Linked DNA regions of Homo sapiens: region 2 is linked to region 1. The links are chromatin loops, found by intact Hi-C in ENCODE. Cell type or tissue: CD4-positive, alpha-beta T cell. All regions are shown on one strand. Each heading gives the region's core, and the rest is flanking DNA. Links, peaks and the distances in the headings are about the cores only. Region 1 overlaps PECAM1 (platelet and endothelial cell adhesion molecule 1). Region 2 has its middle 6.9 kb from the start of PECAM1.

The links. Hi-C counts contacts between places; a loop is a spot of excess contacts. Peaks named below come from ENCODE experiments on the same cell type or tissue, not always from the same donor. Only the 100,000 strongest peaks of a DNase experiment are listed, where the experiment ranks them.
Region 2: it touches region 1 in a loop (3-fold over the local background); 17 of 110 quality-filtered maps call a loop at or near these places.

The regions. Positions count from the first base shown.
Region 1 is chr17:64,345,248-64,351,499 of GRCh38, reverse strand. It overlaps PECAM1 (platelet and endothelial cell adhesion molecule 1), which reads left to right. Exons shown (of 16, transcript NM_000442.5): 12 at 1,067-1,120; 13 at 3,178-3,240. Among named protein-coding and RNA genes, the nearest start is that of PECAM1, 42 kb to the left of the region's middle. In CD4-positive, alpha-beta T cell, for the core only: no CTCF peak of the experiment used is centred there; DNase peaks (open chromatin) are centred at 1,349 and 3,189; H3K27ac peaks cover 907 bases.
Region 2 is chr17:64,394,639-64,400,890 of GRCh38, reverse strand. No RefSeq gene overlaps it. Among named protein-coding and RNA genes, the nearest start is that of PECAM1, 6.9 kb to the right of the region's middle. In CD4-positive, alpha-beta T cell, for the core only: no CTCF peak of the experiment used is centred there; no DNase peak of the experiment used is centred there; H3K4me3 peaks cover 2,414 bases.

The DNA.
Region 1 (6,252 bases), core at 464-5,463:
TTCTGCCTTGGCCTCCCAAAGTGCTGGGATTACAGGTGTGAGCCCCTGAGCCCAGCCACTTTTCTTGCTTTATCAGCAGGTTTGGTCATAGAATGCTCATGTTCTTTTCTAATTCTATAAATGTCTCACAAAATAAGAAATTTTTAGGATATACTTTTTACAGAGACATATTTTGCTTGAGAAATATGTTTTAAGAATTGAGTAATTCATATAGTACTGAATCATAAACTTTAAAAAAGGAAAATAAAATATTTGTAGTAATAAAAGTAATGTGTCAGTAAATAGAAACGAGCAAATATATTGTTTAAGAAACTATATTCTAGGCTGGGCGCGGTGGCTCACGCCTGTAATCTCAACACTTTGGGAGGCCGAGGTAGGTGGATCACTTGAGGTCAGCAGTTCAAAACCACCCTGGCCAACATGGTGTAACCCTGTTTCTACTAAAAATACAAAAAATTAGCTGGGCATGGTGGTACATGTTTATAATCCCAGCTACTCAGCAGGCTGAGGCAGGAGAATCCCTTGAACCTGGGAGGTGGAGGTTGCAGTGACCTGAGATCTCAACATTGCACTCCAGCCTGAGCAACAAGAGCGAAACTCCATCTCAAAAAAGAAAGAAAGAAAGAAACTATATTCAGGCCAGGCATGGTAGTTCATGCCTATAATCCCAGCTCTTTGGGAGGCTGAGGTGGGAGGATCACTTGAGGCCAGGAGTTGGAGACCAGCCTGTGCAACAAAGCGAGACTAGGAGAATCGCTGGAATCTGGGAGGAGGAGGCTGCAGTGAGCCGGGATCGCACCACTGCACTCCAGCCTGGGTGACAGAGCAAGACATTGCCTCAAAAAAAAAAAAAAAAGAAAGAAAGAAAAAAAGAAAAAGACTACACAGCAGGTCAAATGGAGCCCACAGGAGGGCCAACGAGGGGACCCAGGACCCAGAGACAGTGCTGGTTGTCACTACACTGAATAAATCAGGCTTGACTTTGTTAGGGGTACTGAATTTTTAAAAGGTTTTAGAAAACTAGAATTTCCCTTGTCACTCACCCTAATTGTTATTTTTCAACTAGGTCACAATGACGATGTCAGAAACCATGCAATGAAACCAATAAATGATAATAAAGGTAATTATCTAATTACATGTTTTTATTAGAACCAACTTTTACATTAAAAAAAAGACTCATAGGAAAAGAAAACTAAAACTTGAAGGACTGTGGATAATTTCCCACCTCTCTTAATGACCCTGTACCCAGCCGATGTGTCAATGAAGGTAGCTAGCTGCTTTCACCAGAGATGCTATCTAGTGTCCTCAGTGGGAAAGTCACCTAAATCAAAGTAGGGAAGAACTGGGTTATACTCAAAAAACAACTTCCTGACTCATAATGAGCTACTGGGTAAGGCAGTGGGACCTCTTTTTTCTTGAGCATTGAGGTGGTGATTTTTAAAGACAATGGACAATAAATTGCTCTCTTCTGCCTGAAGCACTGAGGGATTGGACTAAATCATTTTTCAAAATTCCTTTCGCTCTGGGCTGCTGCCATGGGAGCTAAGGCTCCTAACAAAGAGAAAGGATTCTGTTAAGGTCTCTTCCTTTCTTTCTTTTTTTTGTTTTTTTCTTGAGACAAGAGTCTCGCTCTGTCAGCCAGGCTGGAGTGCAGTGGTGCGATCTCGGCTCACTGCAACCTCCACCTCCCGGGTTCAAGCAATTCTCCTGCCTCAGCCTCCCAAGTAACTGGGACTACAGGCGCCTGCCACCACGCCCGGCTAATTTTTGTATTTTTACTAGAGACAGGGTTTCACTGTGTTGGCCAGGCTGGTCTCAAACTCCTGACCTTGTTATCTGCCCACCTTGGCCTCCCAAAATGCTAGAATTACAGGCGCGAGCCACTGCGCCTGGCTCTTTTTTTTTTTTTTTTGATACAGAGTCTTACTCTGTCACCCAAGCTGGAGTACGGTGGCACAATCTTGGCTCACTGCAGCCTCCGCCTCTCGGGTTCAAGCCATTCTCGTGCCTCAGCCTCCCAAGTAGCTGGGATTACAGGTGTGTGCCACCATGCCCAGCTAATTTTTGTATTTTTAGTATTGGTGGATTTTTACCATGTTGGCCAGACTGATCTCGAACTCCTGACCTCAGGTGATCTGCCCGCCTCAGCCTCCCGAAGTGCTGGGATTACAGGCATGAGCCACCACACCCAGCCTGAAATGTATCTTTGACTGCAGAATCATTGTTTTGGTAGCTGATGAGAATCCCTATTCTTTAGGGCTTTAAAAACAAAACAGTAATGTTATTTTTGACTTGAAGACAAACTACTTTTCTAGCTTTCACCTTAGTACCCTGAGTGATTTCATTCACGTGTATGCCTCACACTCTCCAAGTATTTTTAGGGTAGTGACCCCTGTTCCCCATTTCCCGAAATCCTCTCAGTCTTGGAGGTAGCTTTGTTTGCCTGTGGCTGTGGAGAAGGCTTCCAGCATCTTGAGTGAGACTGAATTGGGAGAACTGCTGGGGCTGATACTGGGCTGTTTTCTGTCTCTACTGACCTGTTCCAAGTCCCCCCACTGTAGAAACAGGGACCTAGGCCAGAGGGTCCCTCCACATCCTGGTAACAGAGGAGTCAGGGAGGAAACCATGGGCCCCGAGGCCCTGTATCTGCCTCTGGGACCAGTGCGGGGTTCGTACTCCCTTCCTCATCCCGAATGGAATTAAGCCTGTGTCTGGCTGCCCCCTCAAAATACAGAATACTTTAATAACCTGAATGAAAATCTAGCCGGGGGCAGTGGCTTATGCCTGTAATCCCAGCACTTTGGGAGGCTGAGGTGGGCGGATCGCTTGAGGTCAGGAGTTCAAAACCAGCCTGGCCAATATGGTGAAACCCTGTCTCTACTAAAAATACAAAAATTAACCCCGTCTCTACTAAAAATACAAAAATTAGCTGGGCATGGTGGTGCACACCTGTAATCCCAGCTACTCAGGAGGCTTAGGCAGGAGAATCACTTGAACCCGGGAGGTGGAGGTTGCAGTGAGCTGAGATCACACCACTGCACTCCAGCCTGGGTGAAAGAGTGAGACTCTGTCTCAAAAAAAAAAAAAAAAAAGAAAAGAAAGTCTCTACTTCTATGATCTGAGGTGCCCACAAGAGATTCCACCTAAACAACAAGCTGCTGTGGTTTCTTTGAGCAGAGCCTCTGAACTCAGACGTGCAGTACACGGAAGTTCAAGTGTCCTCAGCTGAGTCTCACAAAGGTAAGTGCCACTCGAGTGAGTCCCCAGGCATTGCCTTTGGCTTGGGTTTAAACCCCAGTGGTGGCGGGGGTGCTGTGTTCAGTGAGAAGAGTCTGTGCACCCTCAGTCGCTCCAAAGGAAGTGATTAGCAGACCTACCGGCCTGCTAAGACTGGAAGGAGCAAAGGCCCCTGGCCCTGGCCCTGTCTCTGAGCTGTAAAATTTCAATAATTTAAAAGAAAAAAAGAAAAGGCCAGGCACTGTGGCTCACACCTGTAATCCTAGCACTTTGGGAGGCCAAGGCGGGTGGATCACCTGAGATCAGGAGTTCGAGACCAGCCTGACCAACATGATAAAACCCCATCTCTACTAAAAATACAAAAATTAGCCGGCTCTGGTGGCGCACACCTGTAATCCCAGCTACTCAGGAGGCTGAGGCAGGAGAATCACTTGAACCCGGAAGGCAGAGGTGGCAGTGAGCTGAGATTGCGCCACTGCATTCCAGCCTGGGTGACAGAGTGAGACTCCATCTCAAAAAATATATATATATATATAAAATATATAATATATATAATATATAAATATAAATACATATATAATATATATGTTTTCTTTGTGTATAATATATATTTTATAATATTTTATATATTTTTATTTTTTATTTTTATATATTTTATATATAATATTTTTATATTTATATTATTTATATATTTTTTATTTTATATATATATATATATTTTTTTTTTCTTTGTTGAGACGGAGTCTCACTCTGTGCCCAGGCTGGAGTGCAGTTGCGAGATCTCAGCTCACTGCAACCTCTGCCTCCGGGTTAAAGCGATTCTCCTGCCTCAGCCTCCCGAGTAGCTGGGATTACAGGCATGCACCGCCACAGCCGGCTAATTTATTTATTTTTTTTTTGTATTTTTAGTAGAGATGGGATTTCACCATGTTGGCCAGCGTGAACTCGAACTTCTGACTTCAAAAGATCCACCCCCCTCAGCCTCCCAAAGTGCTGGGATTACAGGTGTGAGCCACCACACTCGGCCTCAATAATTTTAAAAATTAATTAAAGAAAAATAGAGACAGGGTTTCGCCATGTTGCCCTGGCTGGTCTCAAATTCCCGGGCTCAAGCAATCTGCCCACTTTTGTCTCCCAAAGTGCTGGGATTACAGGCGAAGCCACCACACCTGGCCATTTTTGATAATTATTAGTTATGATACTACTAATAATAGGTAAGATTTATTGAGCACTTACTAAGTGCCAGGGAATTAGGAAGTACTGAGCAATTTGTCCCTTCCAGAGGTAGACCCCCTGCCAAACCCAGTGTGTTCCTAAAGTTGCTTGTGCAGACTGAATGTGTGTCAATCAAATGCATGTTTCAAGATATCGAGTGCTTTGCCATTTAGAGGGACACTTAGGTAAAGGCTTTTGAAAGCACAAGATCCCTGTCCGTGTGAGCAGTGGCACTGATTTTACACCTTGGGTTTTGTTTTTGTGTATGTGGTTCTCTCAAGGGCAGGCTGGCCTGGAAGTCCCTGTCTCTGGTTCTATGCTGGGGAAATGGATGCAGAGTGGGCTGCTCCATAGAAAATGCTAGAACATCAATCTCGTTTGTTTTGGGCACCATAAAAAACATGCATCTCCTGGCCAGGCACGGTGGCTCACACTTGTAAACCTAGTACTTTGGGAGGCCAAGGCAGGTGGATCACTTGAGGCCAGGAGTTCGAGACCAGCCTGGCCAACATGGTGAAACCCTGTCTCTACTAAAAATACAAAAATTAGCTGGGCGTGGTGGCGCATGCCTGTAATCCATCTACTGGGGAGGCTGAGGCAGAAGAATCGCTTGAACCCGGGAGGCAGAGGTTGCAGTGAGCCAGGATCAAGCCACTGCTCTCCAGCCTGGGTGGCAGAGCAAGACTCCGTCTAAAAAAAAATTAAAAATGCATCTCCTAACTGTCCTCCTCCTTTGCGAACCCAGATTGGGCAGTACACAGTCCCCGGGGGTCACTGCACACTCCTGCATGCTCAAAGGAAACAGTGGCTCCTGCACGCTCAAAGGAAGCAGTCTCAGAACCTTCCTGCCCAGCTGGGAAGCTCCCTGGGATCATTGCCATCTGTCTCCCTTCCTCTGAGGCTAACCCCAGGCTGCATCCACCTAGCCAGGCAGGCCTGGGGTAGTTTTCCTGACTGTGCAGGCTGAATGCGTGCAGTTTTCCAGGCCGTGCCAGCCACTAGCCAGACCACATGGCAATGGGGTCCTGAAATCACCCCTTGCTCCATGATCTGGGAGGAGTCTTGGACTTCTCCTTGTCTTCTCTTTTTGAGCCTGGGCTGAGTGTCAGCAGCTGTATGCACAGAACTTTCCTTACAGGGATGCCCCGTAGAGCCGCTGGGCTGTGTGCTGCACCACTGGGGCACATTCCCATAGCCTACCAACAGAATGGCCCCCGGGGGTTGTGTACTGCCCAATCTGCACAACTCACTTCCAAGTCTAGACTGGACCTGAGAGGGGTGGGGAACGCGGCAGGCCTGAAGCTCTCTTCCTCATTTTTTTTTTTTTTTTTTTTTTATGACAGTCTTGCTCTTGTTGCCCAGGCTGGAATGCAATGGCACAGTTTCGGCACACTGCTTCCTCTGCTTCCCGGGTTCAAGCTATTCTCCTGCCTCAGCCTCCTGAGTAGCTGGGGTTACAGGCGCCCACCACCATCCCCGGCTAATTTTTGTATTTTTAGTAGAGACAGGGTTTCACCATGTTGGCCAGGCTGGTCTCCAACTCCTGACCTCAGGTGATCCACCCGCCTTGACCACCCAAAGTGCCGGGATTACAGGTGTGAACCACCAGGCCTGGCCTCTTCCTCTTTATTTCATTGTAGAGTGATTGACTCGTTGAGATAACAAATTGTGATTAAGGCCCTACGCAGGCAGCACAAGCACATACAGACCCTCCCTTGTGGAGGGACAGCCTGAGAGGCAGCCAGGAACACACTGCAGCAAAGCCCTCCTAACCTTCAGGGATCACCTAACCTTCAGTGA
Region 2 (6,252 bases), core at 793-5,792, 49 kb before region 1:
ATATCCCCAAGGGTTGAATTGCTGCTGGATCACATGGTAACTCTATTTTTAATTTTGGGGAACCACCAACTGTTTTCAAAGTGGCTGTATCATTTTACAATGCCATAGTAGCATATGGGCATTCCTGTTTCTCTACATCCTCATCAATATTTGTTGTCTGTCTTTTTGGTTATAGTTATCCTAGTGGGTATGAAGTGGTATCTCATTGTAGTTTCGATTTGCAATTCCCTAATGACTAATGATGTTGAGCATCTTTTCATGTGCTTGGGGTCATTTTTTTTTTTTATCTTCTTAGGAGAAATAATCTGCTCAAATCCTTTTTTTTTTTTTTTTTTTTTAAGATGGAGTCTCATTCACTCTATTGCCCAGGCTGGAGTGCAGTGACATGATCTCAGCTCACTGCAACCTCTGCCTCCTGGGAACAAGCGATTCTCCTGCCTCAGCCTCCTGAGCTCCTGAGTATCTGGGATTATAGGCATGTGCCACCGCCCGGCTAATTTTTTGCATTTTTAGCTGAGATGGGGTTTCACCATATTGGCCAGGCTGGTCTTGGAACTCCTGACCTTGAGTGATCCTCCTGCCTCAGGCTCCCCAAGTGCTGGGATTACAGGCGTGAGCCACCACGCCCTGCCCCTTTGCCAATTCTTTAAAATGGTTGTGTTTTTGTTGTTGAGTTGTAACAGTTCTTTATATATTCAAGATCCTAGACCCTTATCAGATATATTATTTCCAAATATTTTCTCCCATTCTGTGAATTACCTTTCACTTTCCTAATGCTATCCTTTGCAATAAAAACATTTTTAATTTTAATACAGTCTAGTTTATCTGTTTTTGTTATTTTGTTGCTTGTGCTTTTGTGGTTTTGAGAACAGAATGCACAAACACCTGTTTTGGCTTCAGTGCCTGGGACATGGTGGTGCTCTTCCCAGGCCAGCGGCCAGGCCACTCAGGGTGGAAGACAGTAGGTCCCTTAACCCCTTGGGCTGTTGTGTGCCTGATCTGTTGTCAGGCCCTTCTTCATTAGGTTTAGAAGATACAGTCATCAGAAGAATAAAACCACTGTCTAGGTAAAAGAAATTTTTAAATATATAATATGAATATCTTCTTATTTATACCAGTACAGTTTCAAAATGTAATTTTTTTTTTTTTGTGGAGGAAGAGGTCTACAAAGGCAAAAATGCCTATGGTTATGAGTCATAATACAACCATGTCAGCCAGGTGCGGTGGCTCATGCCTATAATCCCAGCACTTTGGGAGGCCGAGGCGTGCAAATCGCTTGAGCTCAGGAGTTCAAGACCAGCCTGGGCAATGTGACGAGACCCCATCTCTACAAAAATTACCAAAATTAGCCGGATGTGGTGGTGCATGCCTACAGTCCCAGCTACTCGAGAGGCTGAGGTGGGAGGATGGCTTGAACCTGAGAGGCGGAGGTTGCAGTGAGCTGTGATCACACCGCTGCACTCCAGCATGTGCAACAGAACAAGAACCTGTCTCAAAAAAAACCCCAAAAAATCCCAAAAACAAAACAACCATGTCCCTTGTAACTGGAGGGGGCCTCCTGCAGGGGATGGAATAGCACAGACTCCTCCACAATGTCCCTGCCTGCCTCCCTTTTGCCCAGCTGCCCAACTTTGTGAGGGGCCAGACTGGGGTGGTGAGGGCAGCATATGGTGGGTGTGGAAGAAAAGGCACTGAGCGCTGCCCCTTGGGTTCACTAAGTCAGCTGAGCTCCAGAGCAGCGATTCAGATGTGGCAGGCCCAGCCAAACCAGATCAACAACTGTTGTTATTATTGTTCAATCATAACTATTGTTTTTTTTAAACTTTTTAATTAATTATTATTACTTTTTGAGACAAGGTCTTGCCCTGTTGCCCAGGTTAGAGTACAGTGGTGTGATCGTGGCTCACTGCAGCCTCAAACTCCTGGGCTTAAGCGTTGCTCCCACCTCAGCTTCACGAGTAGTTGGGACCACAGGCATGCACCACCGTATGCAGCTATTTTTTATATTTTTTTGTTGTTACTATGTTCTTACTGTGCTCTGCTGGTTAAATGTGCTTTCAAAGGCTAGCTCTTGTTTGATCTTCCTAACAAGCCTATTCAATGGGTAGATGGGCACATTATTCCCATTATATAGGTGAGGAACATGAGCCTCAGAGCATTTAAGCTATTAAGCTGCAGAGAACAGACAGGGAACCCAGGCTTCTGATTTACGCATTAGTGCACGTTCACTCCCAGGCTGGGGTGTGTCCCAAACCCAGTGGATGGGGGCTGTTGAGTCTGGCTCATCAACTCTCCAAGACTAATGAGATCTGAGGCTACAGGTGGGGGAAATGGAACGGCCGGTGAATCTCATTTCCAATCACCATTGTCATGAAATAGGTGGTTGGCCTGCTGTGCCCTCCGACATGTCTGTTGCCCACCTGCCTCCGCCTTCCTCCCCCCACTCCACCTCCAGTTGCTCAGAAAAACCACTTCCTGAAGTTTATTCCAGCAGACAGCTTTTTCTGTGCAGTTAACGAGTCGCTATGTTTCGGATCTGCGTTACTTCCCCGGTATTTGAAGGCAGGAGCACTGCAGGTAGGAATAACTGTGTGTCTGTCCTCCTTCAATTCTGCTTGGCTGAGAAGAAGCGAACAACACCATGGGAGAAACAGGGTCCTGGGTGAGTTTGTTAAGCCTGGTGGGAACTCCTGGGGTCCCTTGGTTATGTAGGAGTCAGTCTCTTGATCAGTTACCAAGAAGCCAAAGCCGTGTGGGAACCTTTGCCTCAACCCAATCAAGGAATCCACCAAGGTCAAGGGGAAGAAGTGAGGAGAAAGGAGAGGCCCACAAACGAATAAAAACCCATTCAATTTACTATATTGAAAAAGGCCAGGCCAGGCATAGTGGCTCATGCCTATAATCCCAGCACTTTGGGAGGCTGAGGCTGGAGGATCTTCTGAGACAAGAAGCTGGATTCCAGCCTGGGCAAGACCCTGTCTCTACAAAAAGTAAAAAATTAGCTGTGCGTGGTGGTGCACACCTGTAGTCCCAGCTACTTGGGAGGCTGAGGTGGGAGGATTGCTTGAGCTCAGGAGTTTGAGGCTGCCGTGAGCCATGATTGTGCCACTGCACTCCAGCCTAGGAGACAGAGTGAGACCCTGTCTCAAAAAAAAGATGTTGGCTGGGTGCGGTGGTTCATGCCTGTAATCTCAGCAGTTTGGGAGGTTGAGGTGGGCGGATTGCTTATGGTCAGGAGTTTGAGACCAGCCTGGCCAACATGGTGACATCCCATCTCTACTAAAAATACAAAAATTAGCTGGGCATGGTGGTGCACACCTGTGATCCCAGCTACTCGGGAGGCTGAGGCAGGAGAGTTGCTTGAACCCAGGAGGCAGAGGTTGCAGCAAGCCAAGATTGCGGCACTGCACTCCAGCCTGGGCCACAGAGCAAGACCCTGTCTCAAAAAAAAAAAAAAAAAAAAAAAAGGCCAGGCGCGGTGGCTCACGCCTGTAATCCCAGCACTTTGGGAGGCCGAGGCGGGCGGATCACGAGGTCAGGAGATCGAGACCATCCTGGCTAACACGGTGAAACCCTGTCTCTACTAAAAATACAAAAAATTAGCCAGGCGTGGTGGCAGGTGCCTGTAATCCCAGCTACTCCAGAGGCTGAGGCAGAGAATTGCTTGAACCTGGGAGGTGGAGGTTGCAGTGAGCCGAGATTGTGCCACTGTGCTCCAGCCTGGGCAACAGAGAGAGACTCTGTCTCAAAAAAAAAAAAAAAAGAAAAAGAAAAAAGACACACCAAAGATAATGATAATAATAATAAAAGGTACATACTGTATGAATCTTTACAAAATTCCAGAACATGGAAACTAATCAGAAAGCAGATCAATCTTTGCAGTGGGGAGGGTGCAGAGGGCAAGGGAGACGAGGGGCATAGGAACCTTTTGGGGGTGGTGGATGTGTCTGCTTCCTTGATTGTGGAGGTTGTTTCATCAGTATACACATGTCAACACTTTTCTGAGTGTATACTTTAAACACAGCTTATTTTATGTCAATTATATAATACTTCATAAAGCTGAACAGAAATTCAATTTCTTAATTAAAATTTTAAAGGTAATACTGCCGGGCACGGTGGCTCCCGCCTGTAATCCCAGCAGTTTGGGAGACCAAGGTGGGTGGGTGGATCACCCGAGGTCAGGAGTTCAAGACCAGTCTGGCCAACACGGTGAAACCCCATCTCTACTAAAAATACGAAAATTAGCTGGGCATGGTGGCACATGCCTGTAGTCCCAGCTACTCAGGAGGCTGAGGCAGGAGAATCACTTGAACCCTGGAGGTGGAGGTTGCAGTGAGCTGAGATAGTGCCACTGCACAACAGCCTGGGCAACAGCGCAAGACTCCATCTCAAAAAAAAAAGAAAAAAGTGAAAGGGTAATACAGTCACATGATTTAAATAACAAAAGTACAGAAAGCTTTACAAAGAAAAGTCCCCAACTGCTCAGTTTCTGCCACCCACCCCTCTGCCACAGATAATAAGAATCCTTTGCATCCTTACTGACTTTCTACAAGTTAATGTTTACCCTCCCCTACTGATTGTAAAGTATTCTAGTCTACTGTAAATAGCAAGTCAAACAAACGTTAATAACCTTAGAGTGTGAGGTAAACCCTGGACAGGCATGCAGTACTCATTTTTGCCTATTTCCAATTTCAGATACTTTTTCTTACATTATGGAAACTATCTGTTCATATTCTTTGCCCATTTTTCTATTGGATTGTTGGTCTTTTCTTTTTCTTCTTCTCTTTTATTTTCTTTCTTTTAATCAGGCAGCCTCCCAAGCCAGAGTAGCTTAGACAGACTCCCGAACTTTTTCTTCTTAATTTATGAGTGTTCTTCACACACTAGGGAAGTTAGCTCTTTGTCCGTGATGTGAGTTGCAAACATTTTTTCCAGTTAGTAGTTTTTCTCTTGACTAATTTTTTTTTTTTTTTTTTTGGCAAAACAGAACTTTTTTTTCATAAAGTACAATTTATCAATCAATTTTATGGCTTCTGGATTTTAAGTTTTAGTTAAACCAGCCTCTGCCATTCAAGGTTGTAAGGACTTCTTTTCTTCTTTTGTATTTTCTTCTAGAACTTTTTTTTTTTTTTTTTTTTGCGAGACAGAGTCTTGCTCTGTTGCCCAGGCTGAAGTGCAGTGGCATGATCTTGGCTCATTGCAACCTCTGCCTCCCAGGTTCAAGTGATTCTCCTGCCTCAGCTTCCCAAGTAGCTGGGACTACAGGCATGTGCCACCACGCCTAGCTAATTTTTGTATTTTTTAGTAGAGACAGGGTTTCACTATATGTGGGCCAGGCTGGCCTTGAACCCCTGACCTCAGATGATCTGCCCACCTCGGCCTCCCAAAGTGCTGGGATTACAAGCATGAGCCACTGTGCCTGGCCCCTTCTAGGACTCTTATGGGTTTATTTGTACATTCATATCACTGGTCCATTTGGAATGTATTCTGGTACACAGTGTGAATTATGGGATACAATTTTTCAATTTTCTAAAAAAAACATTTATTTTTGAAATAAAGCTTTATTTTATCATGGTATCCTGAAAATATTAGAATCATTTATGAAGCAATTGCCACATTTTAGAAATTTACTTTGGAACTTGAGGGCACGGGGTCTGGGGTCTTGGCATTTATCACTATCATTTGAATTGTTGCTCTGCAAAAGGTGCTTACTCTGCAGTGTCTAAAAATTACCATTGAAGCCAAAATTTATTTTATTAATCATGGTGTTTCCTTTTCTGTTCCCACATCAAAATTTGGTAGATGGGTGAGGGTAATTTCCAGTAGGTTGCCAAAGAAGATAGCTTATAGTGGGGAATGGCGAGCACAAAACAACAGCAAATAACGCAATGGAAAACATTCCTTTAGAAATAAATGGGTAAAGTGTGTATTGCTGTTCAAGGCTCTTATCAAAACTTCCACTGAACCATAGGTCAGAGAGAGGAATTGTTTTCTAGCTGGAAGCCATTACTTCTTGGTTCTTGCCCTGAGGTAGAGGAATCTGGTTTTGACTGTGGCCAGTTTGTATCTGTCTTAGCTTTACCATGGGGAAGTCCTAGAGGGTGGCATTTCAGAAACAATATGGCACCCTCAAGGCAGTGATCATCTGATTCAGACAATACAGTAGTTTGTCTTCATCCATCTAGACAATCATCCATTGCACTAATGCTTTTTCATCATCTACTAGGTTCCAGACACTCTCCCTGTCATCAA